Regions from separate parts of the Homo sapiens genome. Here region 2 is linked to region 1. Evidence: read pairs that join two places in POLR2A ChIA-PET (ENCODE). Cell type or tissue: OCI-LY7. All regions are shown on one strand. Each heading gives the region's core, and the rest is flanking DNA. Links, peaks and the distances in the headings are about the cores only.

Evidence for each region. ChIA-PET counts read pairs that join two places held together with the same protein. Peaks named below come from ENCODE experiments on the same cell type or tissue, not always from the same donor. Only the 100,000 strongest peaks of a DNase experiment are listed, where the experiment ranks them.
Region 2: POLR2A ChIA-PET joins it to region 1 with 18 read pairs; 9 of 35 experiments call an interaction of 5 or more read pairs at or near these places.

What each region holds. Positions count from the first base shown.
Region 1 is chr12:9,723,547-9,726,464 of GRCh38, reverse strand. All of the region lies in intron 1 of CLECL1 (C-type lectin like 1), which reads left to right. Among named protein-coding and RNA genes, the nearest start is that of CLECL1, 8.1 kb to the left of the region's middle. In OCI-LY7, for the core only: no CTCF peak of the experiment used is centred there; no DNase peak of the experiment used is centred there; H3K4me3 peaks cover 2,500 bases; H3K27ac peaks cover 2,500 bases.
Region 2 is chr12:9,672,893-9,675,810 of GRCh38, reverse strand. The region is part of intron 1 of CLEC2D (C-type lectin domain family 2 member D); the gene reads right to left. Among named protein-coding and RNA genes, the nearest start is that of CLEC2D, 4.6 kb to the right of the region's middle. RefSeq lists an enhancer at 2,220-2,479. In OCI-LY7, for the core only: no CTCF peak of the experiment used is centred there; DNase peaks (open chromatin) are centred at 1,350 and 2,150; H3K4me3 peaks cover 2,189 bases; H3K27ac peaks cover 2,500 bases.

The sequences.
Region 1 (2,918 bases), core at 277-2,776:
TGTCCCTGTCAATTTGTGCTGAATTCTTAGCAATATTTTCAGATATATCTTTAAATTCACTAATTATCCCTTTTCCTGCTGCTTTCCTCATCTGCTCTCATTCACTGAGTTTTTAATTTCAGTGATAACAGTTTTTGATTCTAGGGATGTATTTTCAAACTTATTGGCTTTTGATGTTTTTTGTTGTTGTGATGTGATGTTTTTATTTCTTCTTTTATTTCTTAAAACCATTTAAACATTATTTTTTATAATACATAGGATTATTTAAATATCTAAAGTCCTTGGTGACCAAATTCATTCTTTGTATTTCCTATTGATATGTTGGCTTGTTTCCTGAAATATTTGATGATTTTTAAAAATTTGGTTGACCTCAATAACGGGATTCATAAGGAAAAATTAAAGATTGTTTCTTCCAGAGATTAACTGCATTTTCATCTGTAAGAGGGCAGGGTGTAGCTAATGATTTGGATGTCTTGAAGCCCTTTTTAAGGTTTCAGACTGATGAAAGGCTCACTGATTTATCCCATCACCTTTCAGTAAACCAAGAGCTTATTCTTAGAATCTCAGCACCAATATATAGATTATTACCATGAAGGGCCACCTTGCCCTTTGAATTCATTTACCAAATGCTGCTCCCCATTCTGCTTCTAACTAAGTGCCTTCCTTTAGTGATTTCCTCATTTCTTACAAAGAAAGCAATATGTTTAACCTAATTATCTCAGGTTATAATGGTCTTGTAGTGAAAACATCTTCAAAGAAACAACAGTGTTGTTTCTCCTAAAGTTGTTTCTTTGCATGCCCTGACACGTTTTATGCATTGAAGTTCCTGAGCTATACAAATCCAAGTTGCTATTTGACAGACTATAAATAAACTATTATTTATCTATCTTGTTCTACTTTAGAAATCTATTTTTTTATATTCTATGATATCAAAATGGGTGTGAAACACTGCTTCCAGGTATCTAGTCTATCAGAGAAGTGAAACTGTAGTTTTTATAGTTTTCATTAAATGTGTCCTAAAATTTTTCAGCTACATAGTTGCTCTATCTTTCGCAATAATTATACACTTACTCAGAAAGGGTTTGATTTAGGTGCATTATATCAGTCTGAGAAAGAACTTTATAAGCTAGGCAACAGTATGAACTTAATTTGTAAGCAAGACCAAATGTTTTTTGAAGATATGTTGATTACCTTATACTTTTATGCTTATCCAGATGTTTGCCATTTTTTATGTTCTCCCTTGAATAATATTCAAGTTCTCATTTAGAAACATTGCGCATCAGCCTGAAAAACTTCCTTTAACATTAGCTATAGTGATTATCTGTTGTCAAGGGGTTCTTTTCATTTTCTGAAAATGCCTTAAATTTGCCACAATTTTTGGAAGATTTTTCACTGGATATAGAATACTTTGTTGACAGTTACTTTTTCCTTTGACAATTTAAAGATATCTTTTACTGTATTCTAGCCCCCATAGTTTATAATGAGGATGAGGGATTTTTGTATAATTGTTTTCTTGCAGGTAATGCACAAAAACTGTTTTCAAGATTTTTATCTTTGGCTTTTAAGTTTGACTAACTTATTCATACATATGAATTTCTTAATATTTACCTGCTTAGGCTTTGCTGAGCTTCTTGAAAGTGTAAATTTATGGATTTAAGCAATTTGGAAAAAATTTCAATTATTGTATCTTCAACTTGTTTTGCCCTAATCTTTCTCTTCTCTTAAGTTTTGGGACTTCAATTCTAAATATGTCATATGTTTCAATATTATTCCACAAGTCCTTGAGGATCTGAAAATTATCCAACATTTTTCTTCATATTGGACAATTTCAAGTTCGCTAACTTGTTTTCCTGTTAAATCTTGCCTTTAAGTATGTCCAGAGATGGTTTTTATATAAAATGTTTTACTATATTTCTCAATTCTAAATTTCATTTGGCTTTTTTCCTACTGTCCTTCTTTGCTGAGGTATCCTATTTTTTCATCGTTTGAAAGCATATTTTCTATTATGTCATTAAGCACAGTTACAACAGCTGCTTTAAAATATTTGCCTGATACTTCTAACTTCCACATCATCCTTATATTGAGCTGCATTGATTGTCCTTTTCCTTTAGAATTGGTCATATTTTTCTGGTTTTTCATGTAAGGCATTTGAGATTATATACTATACATTGTGAAAGTTATATGGAGAAGTCTGTGTTTTCTCACATATTCCTCCAAAAAAAGTGAAAGTGTTTATTTTCCTTTCTTTTTTTTTCTTTTTCTTTTTCTTTTTTTTTTTTTCATGGAGTTGCTTTGTCACCCTGGCTGGAGTGCAGTGTGACATGATCTGGGCTCATTGCAACCTTTACCTCCCAGACTCAAGCAAGTCTCTTGCCTCAGCCTCCCGAGTAGCTGGGGTTACAGGCACACACCACCATGACTGGCTAATTTTTTTTTATTTTTTGTAGAAATGGGATTTTGCCGTGTTGGCCAGATTGGTCTCAAACTGACCTCAAGCAATCTGCTTGCCTCAGCCTCCCATAGTGTTGGGATCACAGACGTGAGCCATTGCACCTGGCCAATTTTCCTTCCTTAGCAAGCAATTGGTGTAGTTGGACTTAAATTTAAATCTCTATCTTTGGGGCAGCAGGTCAAGTCTCAGTTCGGTTGTCTTGTTCTTACCATAACCTGGCTTGTGCTTGCATCAGTCAGAGATTTGGGGAAAAAAATTGTACACACAAGTTAGAGCACCCCCTCTATGTTTTTGATTTTATGGAATTGATTCTTCATTTTCAGCATCTGTGGTTTCTCTTAACTCTGTTCTCTGGTTATTCAGGTGAGAAAGGCTGCAGGTTTTTTAATGATGTTTTACTCACTCTACATGGGACTACAATTGGCCTAAGGCTAACAATTGTAAAAATGATAAACTTTTGCCCTGC
Region 2 (2,918 bases), core at 183-2,682, 51 kb after region 1:
AATCAATGAAGAACTAAATAAATGGAGAAGTATTTTATGTTCATGGAGAGAAAGACTCAACATTGCCAAGATATCAATTCTTCCCAGCTTAATCTACAGATTAAATGCAATGATAATAATAATCTCAGCAAGTTATTGTATAAATATCAACAAACTGATTCTAAAGTTTATATAGATAGGCAAAAGACCCAGAAAAGCAAACACATTATTGAAGGAGATGAGCAAAGTTAAACAACTGATACTACCTGACTTCATGATTTACTCTAAAACTACAGTAATCAAGACAGTGTGGTATTTGTTAAAGAACAGACAAATAAGGCTGGGCGCGGTGGCTCACGCCTGTAATCCTAGCACTTTGGGAGGCCAAGGCAGGTGGATCATGAGGTCAGGAGATCTATACCATCCTGGCTAACACGGTGAAACCCCGTCTCTACTAAAAATACAAAAATTAGCCGGGCGTGGTGGCAGGTGTCTGTAGTCCCAGCTACTCAGGAGGCTGAGGCAGGAGAATGGTGGGTGAACCCAGGAGGCGGAGCTTGCAGTGAGCCGAGATTGCGCCACTGCACTCCGGCCTGGGCAAGAGAGTGAGACTCCGTCTCTTAAAAAAAAAAAAAAAAAAGGAATAGACAAATAAATTAATGAAAAAGGATAGAAAGCAGAGTAGCAGACTAAAAAGAAATAGACCCAGATAAATATAGTCAACTGATCTTTCATAAACAAGCAAAGCAATACAATTAAGAAAAGACAGTCTTTTCAACTAACGATGCTGAATAACTAGACACCCACATACAAATAAATGAATCTAGGCCCAGATTTTACATTTTTCCCCAAAATGACTCAAAATGTATCATAGTCCTAAAGGTAAAACACAAAACTGTAAAACTCGTAGAAGATAATATAAGAGAAAGCCTAGATAACTTTGGGTATGGTGATGACTTTTTAAATATAATACCAAAGGCACAATCCATGAAAGAAAGAACTGATAAACTGGACTTCATTAAAACTAAAAACTTTCAACCTGCAAAAGACATAATCAAAATAATGAAAAGACAAATTATTAATATCATATGTCTTTTGAGAATTGCAAGTTAAAATAATGAGATATCATTACATATTACTTAAGTGTTACATTAAAACATTAACAATATCAAATACTAGCAAGGATGTGGAGCAACCAGAAGTCTCATGCATTACTGGTAAGAAAGCGAAATGCTACAGCCACTTTGGCAGTTTCTTACAAAAGAAAACATACTTGAAGGGAGGGGCCAAAATGGCCAAACAGAAACAGCTCTGGTCTGAAGCTCCCAGTGAGATGAATGCGGAAGGCAGGTGAATTCTGCATCTCCATCTGAGGTACCAAGTTCATCTCATTGGGCAGCTGGTGCAACCCACAGGAAGCAGGAAGAAAGCAGGTGGGGTGTCATTTCACCCAGGAGCTGCACAGGGTGGGGAGACTTGCCTCCCTGAGGTAAGGGAAGTGGCGAGGGTCTGTCCTACCCACCAGGTGTACTATGCTTCTCCCACAGATTTTTGCAATCTGCAGATCAGAAGATTCCCTCATGAGCCTACACCACCAGGGCCCTGGGTCTCAAGCACAAACCTGGGCAAACCAATGACAGCCACTCCCATTGGTGGCTGTTTAGGCAGGCACTGAGCTGCAGGAGTTTTTACATACTCCAGTGGTGCCTGGAACTCCAGTGAGGCACGAGAACCATCCAGTCCCATGGAAAGGGGGCTGAAGCCAAGGAGGAGAGCCCAGCAGTCTCAATCAGTAGGTTCTACTCCCATGGATCCCTGCAAGCTAAGACCCACTGGCTTGAGATCCCTGCTGCCAGCAGAGTAGTCTGGAGTGTGCCTGGAATGACTAAGTTCCTGGGGGGAGGGGTGACCACCATTAGTTGGCGGTTTGCCCCTGACAGTGCAAAGGAGCCTGAGAGGTTTGGACTGGGCCAGATTTCCCACAGTGCAGCAAACTGGCTGTGGCAGGTTGTGGCCAGACTGCCTCTTTAGGTGGGACCCTGAGCCATCCCTCCTCACCAGGCAGGTCATCCCTGCAAGAATTCCAGCAGCTCTGGTCAGGGGCTTACAGACAGAACTCTCATCTCGCTGAGTCAGAGAACCTGAGGGGAGAGGCAGTTTCAGGTTCAGCAGACTTATCTTTTCTGCCTGCTGGCTCTGAAGAGACCAGATGAACCCGATGAGTGGGATTCCCCCAGCACAGCACACCAGCTCTGCTAAGGGAATGTCAGATTCTCTACATAAGCGGGTCCTTGATCCCATGCCTCCTGACTGGGTGAGACTTCCCAACAAGGGTCACCAGACACCTCATACAGAAGAGTTCCGGCTGGCATCAGGCCAGTGCCCCTCTGGGGCAAAACTTCTGAAGGAAGAAGCAGGCAGCAATCTGCTGTTCTGCAGCCTCCACTGGTGATACCCACGTGAACAGGGTCTGGAGTGGATCCCCAGCAAACTGCAGCAGACTTGCCTCAGAAAGGCTGACTGTTAGAAGATAAACAAACAAACAGAAAGTAACAACAACAACATCTACAAAAAAGACTCCACAAAAACCCCATTCAAAGGTCATCAGTCTCAAAGATCAAAGGTGGATAAATCCACGAAGATGAGGAAAAAACAATGAAAAAACGGTGAAAATTCCAAAAGCCAGAGTGCCTCTTCTCCTCCAAATGATCGCAACAGTTCTCCTGTGAGGGCACAGAACAAGGCTGAAGCTGAGATGGATAAACTGACAGAAGTAGGCTTCAGAAAGTTGGTAATAACGAATTTCGCTGAGCTAAAGCATTATGTTCTAACCCAATGCAAAGAAGCTAAGAAGCATGATAAAAGATTACAGGAGCTGTTAACCAGAATAACCAGTTCAGAGAGGAACATAAATGACCTGATGGAGCTGAAAAACACAG